Regions from separate parts of the Homo sapiens genome. Here region 2 is linked to region 1. The links are chromatin loops, found by intact Hi-C in ENCODE. Cell type or tissue: OCI-LY7. All regions are shown on one strand.

What was found. Hi-C counts contacts between places; a loop is a spot of excess contacts. Peaks named below come from ENCODE experiments on the same cell type or tissue, not always from the same donor. Only the 100,000 strongest peaks of a DNase experiment are listed, where the experiment ranks them.
Region 2: it touches region 1 in a loop (7-fold over the local background); 1 of 110 quality-filtered maps calls a loop at or near these places.

Annotation. Positions count from the first base shown.
Region 1 is chr22:17,254,558-17,262,557 of GRCh38, reverse strand. CECR3 (cat eye syndrome chromosome region, candidate 3) reads left to right here. Exons shown (of 3, transcript NR_038398.2): 2 at 1,513-1,768; 3 at 4,252-5,699. Among named protein-coding and RNA genes, the nearest start is that of CECR3, 8.2 kb to the left of the region's middle. RefSeq lists an enhancer at 1,168-1,753. In OCI-LY7, no CTCF peak of the experiment used is centred here; DNase peaks (open chromatin) are centred at 4,317 and 4,797; H3K4me3 peaks cover 1,231 bases; H3K27ac peaks cover 2,350 bases.
Region 2 is chr22:16,923,179-16,931,178 of GRCh38, reverse strand. It overlaps the pseudogene IGKV3OR22-2. Among named protein-coding and RNA genes, the nearest start is that of GAB4, 81 kb to the left of the region's middle. In OCI-LY7, no CTCF peak of the experiment used is centred here; no DNase peak of the experiment used is centred here; H3K4me3 peaks cover 188 bases; H3K27ac peaks cover 577 bases.

The sequences.
Region 1 (8,000 bases):
TCACTGAAATCTCCGCCTCCCAAGTTCAAGCAGTACTCTGAGTAGCTGGGATTACAGGCGTGCACCACCACGCCTGGCTAATTTTTGTATTTTTAGTAGAGATGGGGTTTCACCATGTTGGCCAGGCTGGTCTCGAACTCCTGACCTCGTGATCCACCCGCCTTGGCCTCCCAAAGTGCTGGGATTACAGGCGTGAGCCACCGCACCCAGCCCATATATAATCTCATTTAACTCTTAAAATAACCCTGTGACACAGTTGTTATTATGACCATTTTACAGGTAAAGAAACTGAGATTAAATGAGCCGAGTAACCCAAGGACTCCTAATGGTGGACCTAGCCTCAAACTCAGATCTTCCTGACTTTGAAGCCGGTGGAAAGGATGAGACATTTTGCATTTATGGCCTTTTATTGGAATTATTTTTATCTGTTATTAGATTATGAGCCCTCAGAGGAAAGGGGGAAAGACCTCCCCACATGCACAGCAGAGAGCACGTTGCTTCGCACACAGTAGGAACTCCTGAAGTATTTCTCAGCAACAAGAGTTCTTTTTTTTTTTTAGACGAAGTCTTGCTCTTGTCGCCCAGGTTAGAGTGTAGTGGCGCAATCTCGGCTCACTGCAACCTCCGTCTCCTGGGTTCAAATGATTCTCCTGCCTCAGCCTCCCGAGTAGCTGGGATTACAGGCGCTAGCCACCACGCCCAGCTAGTTTTTGTATTTTTAGTAGAGACGGGGTTTCACCATCTTGGCTAGGCTGGTCTCAAACTCCTGACCTCAGGTGATCCACCTGCCTCGGCCTCCCAAAATGCTGGGATTACAGGCATGAGCCACTGTGCCCGGCCAAGAGTTCTTAACAAAGACATGGGGAGAATTCTATCGCCGGCTTGCAGTAAGACTGAAACTTACAAGGCCCTCACCACCACCCAGTTGGCTTCATCACACTGTGGTATTCACAGGCCTTAGAACTTACAGCTGAAAAGGACCTTAGAAATCAGAGACTCCAACCCCCATGTTTCACAGCCCAAGAAACAGTTGCAGAGAGATCAAATGGCTCAACTAAGGTCATACAGCTCATTAGCAACAGCAAGGGTAGGGACAGATCTGACTCCAACTCCCCGGAATTGCTTTCCAATTTGGTCAAAAATTTTACCTGGATTCAGCAAACAAGGTGACAAAAGGCCAGAGCGGGGAAGCCCACCAAGGCAACACCCCTCGGGAGAGTCACTAGTGGGCACTGGCCTTGGCTCTCCAGCCAGCCTGCTCAACCGCAGGCAGACTTCTCCCTTGCCCCTCCCCCAGCCACCATATTTCTTCCAGTAGCCACTCACCACCTCCTGCATGACCAGGTCTTTCTCAGGCATCTCTTGTTTGTGGGAAAGGTATTGGTGAATATCAGTCCTCCAACCGTCAGTGACTCCCTCCTGTGGACGCAGCCTTGGCTCAGACTCCTAAAGGAGGTGGGGCTCTGAGCTCTATAGCGGAGCTCACAGGGTGATTCTGCCCCCCTCCACCAGGACATTCTGATTGTCATAACTGCGGGAGGCAGACAACTTGCTACTTCACCTGGAGAGTAGAGGCTGACGATGCTGCTAAACATCCGACAGTGCACAGGACAGCCTCCAAAACAAAGAAATATCTGGCGCAAATGTCAGCAGTGCTGAGGATGAGAAGCCCTGCTGGACAAATGGGAAGAAGAGCTCTGCCCGCTGATTCCTCCTGGCAGAAAAGTTCCCACTGGGCTCCTCTCTACCCTGCCCAGTGGGTCTGCAGGTACCTCTTCAGAGCCACTGGGTTTTTGGTCTCCTTTTTTCCTACCACTTCCACCAGCCATTTGGTGTTTCCGTTTTGTCTCCAACAAAACACCAAAAAAAGGGCAATGATTTTATTGAGCACCAAATGGGTTCACGGCAGAATGCTTGGTGTTTTTGGTGTTTTATGTATCTTACATTAGCTTTGCCTTGTCACTTAATTCCACCTGAAAAACAAAAGAGTAATTTAACTCTGAGTCAGAGCCAGATATTGTTAACATTTTACCAATGAGAAGACAGGCTCAGGGAGGTCAAGTAATTTGTTCAAGGTCACTCAGCCATTAACTGTTTCAAACCCAGCTGTGAGCTATCCAGGCTACTGTTACTTTCCACACGAAACAGCAGCAGGCTGTGCAGACAGGTATGAGACAGTCAGCAAATTAAAGGTTGTGTTTGTCTTTCTCAGACGCCAAATCCATCCCCTGCCTTGTCCACAAGCAGGAAAGATAGAGTTCTGGGGAAATGTGGTCTGGGCATGGTGGCTCACAACTGTAATCTCAGCACTTTGAGAGGCCAAGTCAGGAGGATCGCTTCAGGCCAGGAGTTTGAGACCAGCTTGGGCAACATAGGGAGACCCTGTCTCTACAAAACACTTAAAAATTAGCTGGGTGTGGTGGTGTGCACCTATAGACTCAGGAGGCTAAAGCGGGAGGATTCCTTGAGCCCAGGAGTTCAATGCTGCAGTGAGGAAAGGTCACCCCACTGCACTCCAGCCTGGGAGACAGAGCGAGACTCTTACTTTTTCTTTCTTTCTTTCTTTTTTTCTTTTTGTTTGTTTGTTTGAAATGGAGTCTCACTCTGTCTGTCGCCCAGGCTGGAGTGCAGTGGTGCGATCTTGGCTCACTGCAGCCTCCGCCTCCTGGGTTCAAGCGATTCTCCTGCCTCAGCCTCCTGAGTAGCTGGGACTACAGGCACACGCCACCATGCCTGGCTAATTTTTTGTATTTTAGTAGAGACAGGGTTTCACTATGTTGGCCAGACTAGTCTTGAACTCCTGACCTCGTGACCCACCCACCTGGGCCTCCCAGAGTGCTGGGATTATAGGTGTGAGCCACTGCGCCCGGCCGACTCTGCTTCTTAAAAAAAAAAAAGAAAAAAGAAAAGGGCCAGCCACGGTGGCTCACGCCTGTAATCCCAACACTTTGAGAGGCCAAGGCAGGTGGATCACTTGAGGTCAGGAGTTCAAGACCAGCCTGGCCAACATGGTGAAACCCCGTCTCTATTAAAAATACAAAAATTAGCTGGGCGTGGTGGTGGGTGTCTGTAATCCCAGCTACTTGGGAGGCTGAGGCAGGGGAATCACTTGAACCCGGGAGGCGGAGGTTGCAGTGGGCTGAGATCGCACCATTGCACTCCAGCCTGGGTGACAGAGCTAGACTCCATCTCAAAAAAAAAAAAGAAAGAAGAAGGAAAGAAGGAAAGGAAGAAAGGAAGGAAGAAGGAAGGAAAGAAAAGGAAGAAAGGAAGAAAGACAGACATAAGCCTGGGGGTGAAGACAGGCTAGTCCCCTGCCCCATCACCTTCCTAATTGCAGTGTCTTCACCTACATGCCTCAGAACTAAGGTGAGCCCTACTAACCCAGAGTTAAACTCTGAACTTCCAAGAAAAGCTCTGGAGGAGCTCCATCACCCAGCTCCTGGCACACACACCCCTCCCTGGGAGAAGGCACTCTGAGGTTCCCCTCCCCAACAGTTTGGGCCTCCATAGTGCCTACCATTGGCGCTGGGGACTTATTAAACAGCCCTGATGCAGGGCTTCCGACACCAAACCCAGAGTCTGTCGTGACAACCTTAACGTTGTTAATAAGAGGATACTATGTGCATGGTAACATGTGTGTATGAGTGTGTACGTGTGTGTGCATGCACACATGTGCATGCTACTGAAAAGGTGGCCTTCATTCAGTGTTTAAACTGGGCCTTGGCCTCCTGGCCTCTTTGAGCTGCTTCCTGCTGACCTCCATCCCGGGGATGAGCATCCCCTGCAGTCGGGAATGGAACTGGGCCCCTCCTGGCCTCCTCTGCTCAGATTAACCCCTTCCTCCCAGTTTGCCTGTGCCTGGCAGTGGGGCTCTGGGCCAAGGGGCCAGACACTCACTGGCTCCAGGGCTGGCGGATGCCATAAACCCGTTTTCCTTGGGGACTCCAGAGCTCCACATCTTACTTTCAGAAAGCACAAGTGTTTTGTTGGAAATGGCCTCAGGAGGAGGGAGAGCCCAGGGCTCTATACACATGTTCCTCATTTGCCATTGGTGGGGCAGGGGCTGCGGCAGGGGACTGTGCTGGGGAGGCAGGCATGGGAGGGGAGAGAGCAGCTGCAGCTGCTGCCGGAAGTTTGGCTTCAGGGAGGAATGGAGGGAGAGAGTGCAAGAAGAAGGGGTGGGACTTGGGGACAGGGGCGGTGTCACGGGGGAGGAGGGTGCAGGTGGTGACTTGTTTATCTGCTCAGCTGTTTTGTTTCCAGGAGCCTGAGAGAGAGACAGAAGCAGCTGGGAGGAGAAAAATCAACGCGGCCAGGGGCCCTACTGGTCCTTCTGCCTTAGCCACAGGTTCTGAAACCAAAGCAAAACCACCAGAGAGTGATTCATGTGGGTATGGCCCTCCCTCCCCCTGCCCAGAAAGGTTTCTCTTGAGCCCATATGCTAGTTTCTGTCATGCAAACGCCCTGGCAATGCCTTCCTTGCCTTGGCGCAATGGCTCTGATTGGGTAGGCATCTCCGGGGGTTAATACTGGCACAAACTCATGTAAATCTTCCTGGGCCTAAGTCTGGTGTACTCTCATATGTGAATTGGCATGGTCCTGGAGGGCTAGTCAGCTAGCTCCTAGCCTCGAGATCGGCCTGGACCAAACCAAAAAAAAAATCATCTCTGGTGAAACAGGATAGCCACCCCACCCCCTGCTCAGCATTCCCCAGTGCCTCCCTTCACAGTGGCCAGTTTGGATTCTTCTCACCAAACGCTCAAGACCTGTACAGGTTACTTATTGGTCCCCTTCATGCCCCAGATGCAAATTTGGCATGTCTCATTTGCATTCTAAAGTGTTTGGAGGCAAGGCTGGGATGAGCTTAATTTGCCCTGATGTCTTTTGACCAGGTTAGTAAACATCCCTCCAGCCCATCTCAGCACTTGAGAATCTGGAAGGCAGCTATGCTTTAATTACAGTGCAATTTCAGGAGTTTGCTTGCTGTTCCCCCTTGGCTCTTTGCCTAGCTTATTATTTTCATCTTGTTGTTTGTTTGTTTAAATGAGAACTTTCGTAGACAATTCCCTCTCCCGCCTCCCCCAGAGGCCAGTCTGTGTTGCTAGAGGACTTTTTCTGCCTCCCTCTTGGTTTACAAAGCCAGGGCATCTCTGTTGACAAAGGGTCTGCGATCTGGCACTGGGCCTGGCAGTTAGGGAGTGTGTAAGAAATGCAGATGCCTTTTGCAGATGCCTGCCCTGCTCCTCCTCTAAGCAGCCAAAACATCCTGCACCACCTCGGGAAGACCCCACATCCCAGCTTGCTGGTCTCTGAGCACTCTGCCCCGCCAACCCTATAGCGCTAGGAAGGCAGGAAGGATGGAAAAGGCTGTGGGGGATTGAGTAAGGGATTTGGGAATGAGGGACAGTGACACTGTAGGTGGGTTGGCTTAGCAGGGGGATTGGGAGTGGCCAGCTGGAGTGGTGGAAAGAACTGGGGACAGGGAGTCAGGAAGCTGAGCTTTTATTCATCCCAGCTTTGCTACTGACAAGTTAGGTGGTCTTGGGGCAGACTGGGCCAAATCTGGGCCTTCCTGTGTAAAACGCATGCTCCCATCTCAAGGTCCTTTTCTACTTTACAGATTCTCTTGCTTTTAGAATGCTAATTTCATTGACTGTGGCCTGTTTCCTTCTCCAGAGACAGGATAACCCAATAAAATCGCCCCTTAGGTGGGGTGTGTTGGCTCACACCTGTAGCCTGTAATCCCAGCACTTTGGAAGGCTGAGGCAGGTGGATCACCTGAGGTCAGCAGTTTGAGACCAGCCTGACCAACAAGTTGAAGCCCCATGTCTACTAAAAATAGAAAAATTAGCAGGGCGTGGTGGTAGGTGCCTGTAGTCCCAGCTACTTGGGAGGCTGAGACAGGAGAATTACTTGAACCTGGGAGGCAGAGGTTGCAATGAGCTGAGATCATGCCACTGCACTCCAGCCTGGACGACAGAGCGAGACTCTGTATAAAACAAAAACAACAACAACGAAAAATTACCCCTTAATGGTGGTTGGTTGGTCAGACAGCCAGCTTGAATTGCTGTCTTTTTCCCAAACCCAGATTCCCTGGCTGAGGCACCAGTTAAAACTTTTATCTTAGGGAAGCTCTGGGAGTTGCCTCTTGCAGGTCAGGGGTTCCAAAGGGCAGAAGCTCCAGCATACCATCTTCTTGAGCATTTCCGGTTCAGATTTCTATGGGATTAATGGCTCCTGCACCTTCTACCTCCCAGGGAGGCTCCCTGAGCTCTGCTTTATATAAGGTAAGTGCTCTTGGGCTTCAGATGGATTCCATTTCATTTATCAAACGTTTCTTTGAGCACTTACTCTGTGACTGACATTGCTGGACCCAAAGGAATACAGAGATAACGGTTGACTTAGTCCTTATCCGAATAGAGTGGACCCACCTATTGGTGAGGCCAAATTTAATGGAACTCTCCGAAAACAATTCTGTCAAGGTTGGGCACGGTGGCTCGTGCCTATAATCCCAGCACTTTGGGAGGCTGAGGCGGATGGATCACGAGGTCAGGAGATTGAGACCATCCTGGCCAATATGATGAAACCCCGTCTCTACTAAAAATACAAAAATTAGCTGGGCGTGGTGGTGCGTGCCTGTAGTCCCAGCTACTTGAGAGGCTGAGGCAGGAGAATCGCTTGAACCTGGGAGGTAGAGGTTGCAGTGAGCTGAGATCGTGCCACTGCACTCCAGCCTGGCTACAGTGCGAGACTCCATCAAAAAAAAAAAAATTCTGTCAAACATCTCCCATTTCTCCCTTCAACCTAAAGAACATGGGAAAATAAACCAAGCGGACTGATAAATGGATTTCAAAGGTGATAGTGGAATTTATTTGTTACATTTAAGAAACTTAGCCTTAAGAAATGTATTCTGGTAGATTGTACTTACAAAGGCTTTATCGACTATAGTTGCAATAATAACAAGAATAATACCAGCTATTCTTTCTTGAGTGCCTGCTATATATGTATCATGCATTGTGGCAGAAGTTTTACATCCTTTATCCTATGGGATTATTTAGTGAGGGAGGCGCTATTAAAATCTCCATTTTTATTATGTTTTAACCTGTTTTTTTTTTTTTTTGAGACAGTCTTACTCTGTTGCCCAGGCTGGAGTGCAGTGGCGTGATGCTCAGCTCACTGCAACCTCCGCCTCCTGAGTTCAAGCGATTCTCCTGCCTCAGCCTCCCAAGTAGCTGGGACTACAGGCGCGCGCCAGCATGCCTGGCTAATTTTTGTATTTTGGGTAGAGACGGGGTTTCACCATGTTGGCCAGGCTGGTCTTGAACTCCTGACCTCAGGCAATCCACCTGCCTTAGCCTCCCAAAGTGCTGGGATTACAGGCGTGAGCCACCCCACTTGGCCCTAACCATTTTTTTTTTTTTAAGACAGGATCTGGCTCTTTTTCCCAGGCTGGAGTGCAATAGCACAATCATAGCTCATTGCAGTCTTAAACCCCTGGGCTTAGGCAAGCCTCCTGGCTGCCTGGGACTACAGATATGCACCACTACACCCAATTAATTTTTTAAATTTTTTCTAGAGACGGGGTCTCCCTATGTTGCCCAGGCTAGGCTTGAACTCCTAGGCTCAAGCCATAACTCCAAGGCTAGGACTGGCATTCTAGTGAAAATTCAAGCAGTCTCCTGGCGGGTGGGTTTTGCCTCAGCATCTGTGATGCAGTCAAATGTCCAAAGGCCTAGATCCCACCCATCTCTACTTCAGCCATTTACACCAGGTTAGATGAGAGAATCAAGAACTGATGAATTTTTAAAGTTTTTTTTTTTGGAGTACCTGTTTTGTGTAAGACCCTGTGATAGAGATGGGGGTTCTGGTGGGGAGATAGCAAGCCAGGCGTGGTTCTCCTCCTAAAGGAGCTTACAATCCTCAAAAAATATTCTTGGCTGGGCACGGTGGCTCATGCCTGTAATTCCAGCACTTTGGGAGGCTGAGGTGGGTGGATC
Region 2 (8,000 bases), 330 kb after region 1:
GGTCCAAAAATACTCCAAGATAGTATTCAGTTCTCAAGATCCTTCATCACATTTGCCAAGTTTTTCTACCATAAAATTCCCCACCAATCCATTTATGTATAGAGTTGATAGTTAAACAAGAAGATCGGAAATGGCCATTGCATCTTTAGTCTGGATTTTCCCTGAGCACTTTTTGTGTTATTTTTCTAGGGCTGCTGTAACAAATTGCCAAACATTTAGTGGCATAAAAATAGAACATCCAGAGGCCTCTCTGCAGACATCTGGCTGGCTCTGGGGTGACCCCTGTCCCAGCCTCTGGAGTGGAACCCTGGGAATGGGGCAGCATCACTGGCCCTGCTCAGTCCAGCCTCAGCCACCATGGGACCCGAGGCATCTACGTCACCCCCACCACTTCCTGGCAGCCACAGGTGGAGTGAGCCTGCCTGCCCTGGGAGACTCCTGGAGAGGGGCTCTGCTTAAGGTCATCAGGCCTTGACTCCAAGGAAATCTGTGCTTATTTAAATCTTGGGATGTGCAACCTGTTTATACAGAGCCATGACAGGAATGACCTGCCCATCCACACTCCCCTTGCCCTTAGGTCTAGAAGCAGCAGGTTCCCTGGACACTCCAAGATGCTCTTCCTGGCCCTGCTCCTCTGCCTCTTGGTGATGGGCTTTCAGGGTGAGTGCATTTCCCACTGCAGACCATGCAGGGGCTTTAGCCCTTGACATGGGGATAATGAGCTCAAATGTGCTTTGGAAATTATAGTGTAACATATAGAAGTGATTTGCCTTAACTCTCATTAGGAAACTGAGGCACAGAGTCCAGGGCTAACCAGGAGGCAGAGGTGCATACAGCCCTGAACCTGTTCCCAGCCTCCCTGAGGACCATGGATCCTCTGTCCCTGCTCACACCCCATGTCCACCTCTCTTCAGAGCTCACTGTGGTTCTGGTCAGGCTGTGAAGAATGGACCTGACCATTAGCCCCTCAGGGTGGGCTCTACCATGCTTGTATCCCCTTTCATAGGTGCCCTTGTCCTGAGAACCCCTCCCCAGCCAATTCTATCTTGATTCTGATCAAATGCAAAGATGTGAGGGCCCAGGAGTACTAATTTCTGTCATGTTTAAGCATGACAGGGTCTTCTAAGGAACAGGACAGGTTTCTAGAAATCCTTTGAGAGAAGTAATGCATTGTGCTCCTGAATAGGGTGTCCTTGCAGGATGCAGGGGACAGACTATCTCAACTCCATCTCCGGAGACCTTAGCAGCATCTGGAGGTGACTTTGTCTCTATCACCTGCAGAAACAGCACAGATGTAGGCACCTCCATCACCTAGGACAAGCAGAGATCCCAGGAGGCTTCCAGTCTGCTGCTCTTTGGGGCTTCTTCCCAGGCTGCTGGAACCGCTTCCAGTTTCCAGGGAAGTTTCTGGTTTTTGCTTCTCCCTCTCCATCCATGGAGTGAAAGCTGAAGATGCTGGAGTGTTTTCCTGCCAGCAGCCCTTCAGTTGGCTTCTTACAGTGAAAAGTCCCCAACCAAAAATACCCTTTCTGGATGGAAGATTCTGCCCTGATGCAAAGACACTTGCTTCCTGCAGAAGCCATAATCTGAGAGTGTGAAGCGTTCATATTATAGTTGTCTTTGTTCTCAGAGTCTGTGATTTCTGGCCTGTTGATACAGGGGAAGATTGAAGAGTTATTACTTCAAGTTTACACCTGATCTACAAAGAGGGAGAGGCAAAGGGTTGTGAAGCTAAGGTGTTTCCTAGACAGGTGCTTTACCTGGATTGATATATTAATTTTTCCATTTTCTTGCAGCATATAAGAGCACTCCAAAACTTAAAGGAGTGAAACAACAATTTATTATTTGTTGTGATTCTATGGGTTGGTTGGGAGGTTTTTCTGCTGCCTGGCCTGGGCTTTCTCATGCAGCTGCCGTCAGCTGAATGGTTTTTATGTGTCGTGAACTGAACTAACTCTTTTTATGACAAGTATGTTTTATTCTCATCTTCAGCTGACAATACTGAGGCAGGGAGAGGTCATGAAATGCCTCCAAGGGGCGCATTACATCCAAATTGTAAGCCAGGATTCTACTCAGAAAATCTGACTCACAGAAGTCAGTGAGGAGTGTGACAAGACGGGGATTCTGCAGGGCTACCTGGATGGGACACTCTGTGAGAGGCCCCAGAAGTGCTGCTAGAGAGTGGAGTGGTCCCTGTGCAACAATTTGAGCACATGGTTTTGTCTCTTAACACCTTCGAGAAGTTCATTAATAGACATTAAGGGAGGGAAGTAGTGTGATTAAAATGGCATTTTCAATAGCTAAGAATCACAGAAAAATGTTACTTTATGTGACTCCTAAGATAATGACAAGGAAACAAGAAAATAATATGAAGGCAAAAAAGAAAACATTAGACTGAGGCCTTTGGATAGCAGGTTGAGACTCCTCGTAGTGGAGAGCACGTGGGTATCTTCTTTCAGGAGATGTGAACAAGCAGGGAAAGGAAATGTGAGCTAGAACAAAATCTTGGTTACTCACAAGAAGCCTAAGAGGAAATGAGAAGTCTTCTTCCTGAGCACCAGAAGGCAGAGAAAAAATTCTCCATGAAAAAAAACAAACAAGAGAAGTTAGAGGAATTGCATGCTCAACACATCCCACAAAACACCTTGCAACCAGCAGAGGGGGAGCCAATAATCTCAGAACTCAAATGTTTCCCAAATCTCACCATTTCCCCACCTTCACCCCCACTGCTCCACACTAGTGAAACCAACATCATCTTCATCTTAGACCATGGCCAGGCTCTCCTCAGATCACCCAGCTTCTCCCCTCACCCACCAGCAGTCTACTCCCAATTCAGTAGCCAGGGTGATCTTTTAAATAGATGAATAGTGCTCCTCCAGGGTCAAAATCTCACAAAAGTTTCCACATCACACAGAGTAAAAGGCCAATTCCTACCTGGCCCCATCTTCCTTGAACCCTCCCTGTTACTTATGCAACCGCTTTCATGGTTCTGTCCTCTGACTCACTGGACTCCAGACTTGACTCTCTGGTTTCCTGGTTCTGCCCTAAACAAGGCTCACACAGTCCCACGCTTGGAGCTCTACTCACTGGTCCCTCAGCAGTGATGCTTTTCTCCAGACCCCTCTTGGGCTCCCTCCCTGACTCCCAAAGACAACCTAGAACTTCCCATCTTAATGATCTCTCTGAATGTGTTCATAGGACACCCTACTCCATGCTTTTGCTGGAGGCGTTTTTCACATTCTACCTTATATATATATATAATTTATTTCTTTATGATTTTACACTTTATATGCTGACTCCCTTTAGATGAATTTAAGCTTCATGGGATCGGGGCCATTGTCTATTATTTGCATTGCTGTATCCCAGTGTATTGGGAGTACCTGGCAAACAGTAGGTGCTCAGTGGGGGGCACTCTTCCCAGCAGTCTGTATGTCTAGAATTCTGGGAAGATTGTAAAGAGTGGATTAAACTGCTTGTTATATGGAAATGTTTCCTTTTCCTTTTTTTATTCCTTTTTCGTACTCAGTCTTTAGGAAATAAGGAAAATTATAATTCTCAGAACTTATATCCTTTTCTCAAGTGATATTTTAGGTTCTATTTCCTGAAAACATATAATAGCAATATAACATTATTGTACTCAATTGATTATATTACATATATAATGATCTATGTACTACACAAGTCATAACTACAGTAAAATTGACTTTCCATTTAAAAGACAAAACATATCAGATTATATCAGGAGTAAAATAATTGATACTTCAGTTTTGTTAGCTAAGAAAGAAAACTGAGTACATTACTTAGATGTTTAGATAAGAAAGAAAACAAATTTCCACAATTGTGATTAATAATTTTAAATGGAATGTAATTTAAAGAGCTTCTCAGCCTGTTCAGGGGAACCTCGCTCACCACTACATGTTCACAATTCTGAGGAACACAAGAAAACCCCAGACAAGATTCTTGTTTCCATCAGTGGTGTGAACAGAGGTTTTCAAAACTGTTAAAGGGAAAAGAGTCTGAGCGTGGGTGAATGGTTGTGTTGTGCAGAATGGAGTGCTTTAGAGAAGAGAAGATACCACCCCCAATTTTTCCTGGCCAGCTGGACAGCACCATCGTCTGTCTGCAGAGAGTGGAATCACACAATGATGAGTCTGAGCCTGGAGTCTGCTTATCTTTGTAGCTGTGGTCACTCATGCACCCACAGTGCTTGGCCTAACAAAGTGATGTCCTTTACTGGTTCTTCCAAATAATGGAAAATGTTCAGGGCTCATAGAAATGATGTCTAAGCTGCAAAGGAAAAGTGTGTATAGAAGATGAATTTCTGATCAATGACTTCAGCCAGGTACAATCATGCAGCCAGGAAGATGACTGGGCATGTTAGGGGAAGAAAGAGAAAAAGAAACCATAGATTTTTATTTTTTCTTTCAAGAGGTTTGTACTAAACACCATCTGTCTGAGCCTAGGTAACTGGTGAGGTAGGACGGGGATTAAATTGGGAGTCCGGAAGGGAGAAGGTCTACCCTCATGCTGAGCCAATAGCCTTTCTGACCTGACCACTTGGGCAGGGGCTTCTCAATGAAAAAAAGAGGAGGCAGGTGGTCTCTGCAGCTAGAAGCACAGCAAGTCCAATGCTTCTTTGCATGTTCCTCCCAGCCATGCTGCTGTTCAGAGCCCATATCAATACCTGGGTCAGAACTCAGGGCAAGCACTGCTCAGTTAGGACAAGAGAGACTCATGGAAGCCCCATCTCAGCTTCTCTGCCTCCTGTACTCTAGCTCCCAGGTGAGGGGAAGAGGAGATGGCTCTACACTGAAACTCTCTCAACCTTGTTGGTTCCTCTGACCTGGCATCCCTGCTGAGCAAGAACAGTAATTATAATTCAGTGTAGATTAGTGACTGTGGTTATACTATGAAGATTGTGGGCTTGATGCAGTTTATATGAGTGATTTTCCTGTTTTATTCTAATCTCATGTCCCTCCAGAGAAGTTATGTTGATGCAGTCTCTTGACTCCTTGTCTTTGTCTTCAGGGAAAAGAGACTCTCTCATCTGTGTGTGCAGTCAGAGCATTGGCAGCTCCTTAGCCTGGTATCAGCAGAAACCTGGAAAAGCTCCCTGGTTCCTCATCTAAGGCACATCCAACAGGGCCACTAGCATCCTGGGGTTTAGTGGTCATGGATTGGAGACAGACTTTACTATCACCATCAGCTGCCTGAAGCCTAAGATTTTTCACTTCTTTGTCTTTTTTTTTAATCTTTGTTTGTTTAAAGTCTGTTTTGTCAGAAACGGTAACCCCTTCTTTTTTCTGTTTTCCATTTCCTTGGTAGGTTTTTCTCCATCCCTTTATTTTGAGCATATGTGTATCATTGCATGTGAGATGGGGCTCTTGAAAACAGCATACCAATGAGTCTTAGTTCTTTTTCCAACTTTCCATTCCGTGTCTTTTAATTGAAGCACTTAGCCCATTTACTTCTAAGGTGAGCATGAATATGTGTGGGTTTGATCGTGTCATCATGATGTCAGCTGGTTATTTCACAGACTTGTTTATGTGATTGCTTTATTGCATCACTTGTTTGAGTACTTCAGTGTGTTTTTGTAGTGGCTGGTAATGGTCTTTCCTTTCCATACTTAGTGCTTCCTTCAGGAGCTCTTGTAAGGCAGGTTTGGTGGTGACGTATTCCCTCAGCATTTGCTTGTCTTAAAAGGATCTTATTTCTCTTCACTTATGAAGCTTAGTTTGGCTGGACATAACATCCTGGGTTGGAGTTTCTTTTCCTTTAGGATGTTGAATATTGACCCACAATTTCTTCCAGTTTGTAGGATTTCTGCTTAGAGATCCACGTTAGTCTGATGGGCTTTTGTTTGTAGGTGAGCTGGCCTTTCTCTCCAGCTGCCTTTAAAATTTTTGCTTTCCTTCTCACCTTGGAGAATCTGACAATTATGTGTCTTGGAAATGATCTTCTTGTAGATTATCTTACTTTTGTGTTCTCCAAATTTCCTGAATTTGAATGTTGGCCTCTTTAGATAGGTGGGGGAATTTTTCATAGATGATATCCTGAAATATATTCTCCAGGTTTGTTTCATTTGCCCCATCCCTTTCAGGTATACCAATCAGCTGTAGAATGGGTCTCTTTACATAATCCAATATCTCTTGGAGGTTTTGTTTATTCCTTTTCATTATTTTTTCTATATTCCTGCCTGCCCACCTTATCTTAGTCAGTGTTCAAGCTCTGAGATTCTTTTCCCCACATGGTATGTTGTGCTATTAATACTTGTGATTGCACTATGAAATTCCTGTAGTGTGTTTTTCAGATCTAACATGCTGGTTATGTGCTTCTCTGTACTGGCTATTTTGTCTGTCATCTGCTGAAAATTTTTTTCATTATTTTTAGCTTTCTTGAATTGGGTTACAACATACTCCTGCAACTCAATGAATTTTATTCCTATTCCTATTATAAATTCTACTTCTGTCATTTCAGCCATCTCAGGTTCAGCCTGGATGTGAACCCTTGATGGAGAGGTGATGTAGTCATTTGGCAGAAAGAAACCATTCTGGCTTTTTGAGTTTTCAGTGGAGAACTAATTGATTAATTTTTTTGTGCTTAGTGCTTTGTGTATCTTCTATACAAAATCTTTTTTCACATGTATAGTCATGAAATATCTTTTTATGGTATTGTTTAAAAGCTTTATACTTTTGACTTTACATTTCAGGTTATGATTTACAATTAATGTGCGTATCAATATAGAGGTAAAATGTGCAGGATAAGATTCATTTTGACATCATATGGATATCCAATTGATCCAATATAATTCAGTTATCATATTTTTTTCTACTAAATCACTGCTATGGTCTGATTGTGTCCCCTCCAAAGTTCCTGTTGAAACTGAATTTTCAAGACAACAGTATTAGACATTGGATTCTTTGGTGATTAGCTCATGAGGGCTCTGCACTCATGATAAGATTAATAAGATTAATAATGCCTAAGAAAAGTGGCTTCACATTGATTCCAGCCTTCATCTGGACTCCCCCCCAAAAAAACACATAAACACACACAAAATAGCAAAACCAACAATTAGACAGCTATCCAAGAAAGAAAACAGCCCTTGGAGTGCTCCAGAATCCAATTAAAGAAGTGCAGGAACACAACGGGAGAAAAGCGCAGAGTAACCATGCAGGAAGGATGGCTGGGAGATGGCACATCTGAGAGTTTTGAGACAGCCAGGGGCAAAGAAGCAGGAGGCAAGTGTTACCAGCTAGGAGGCAGGGCCACTGCAGTCCCCATGGCCTGCTCTGTGGAGGACCCTGCAGCCTTGGCAGCTGAGGACCTCAGTATCCCCCAAGGCAGCTCCACTCTACAGCTTTCCTAATGAAGGCCCCTTAGTGTTCATTAATAAGGATCACAACAGCCTGCTCCAAAGAGGACACTGGTGATTTTGGCACTAAAAAAATCTGCAGCCATGGGCATGTACATCACCGCAGAGAGGAAGATTCTGCGACCTTCCCTCCACATCCTCCCAAGAAGCAGCCACTGTTGTGCGGCCTGGGATGGGGCTGCCTCCCAGCCCCAACTCTGCATCATCCCAACCCAGGCTCCGGGACCTCATCCTGTGTTGGCAACTCAGACCCTGAGCCACTTCCATGTGGACCAGCCCAGGCCCAAGCCCAGAGCTGCTGTCACTACAAGTGCACCCACACTCCAGAGACTGGCCTGAGGCTGCTCCGGAAATTACCTAGGACATAACATAAAAAGAGAATGTACAGCAACACAGTAGAGTGAATTGCAGAGAATAACCACACAGAGAGCATCTCTGGGAGGTGGCACACCTGAGAGACCTGAGAAATTCTGCGAAATGTGTCAAGGGTAATGAAACACATTAGTCTATGAGATCAAAAAAATGGAAACTTATCCAGGATAAACATCAAGACATGCATCATTATACAGATTGTAGTTAAAATGCAGAATCACATACAAAGTGAAAATCTCAAATGTATCAAGAAAAT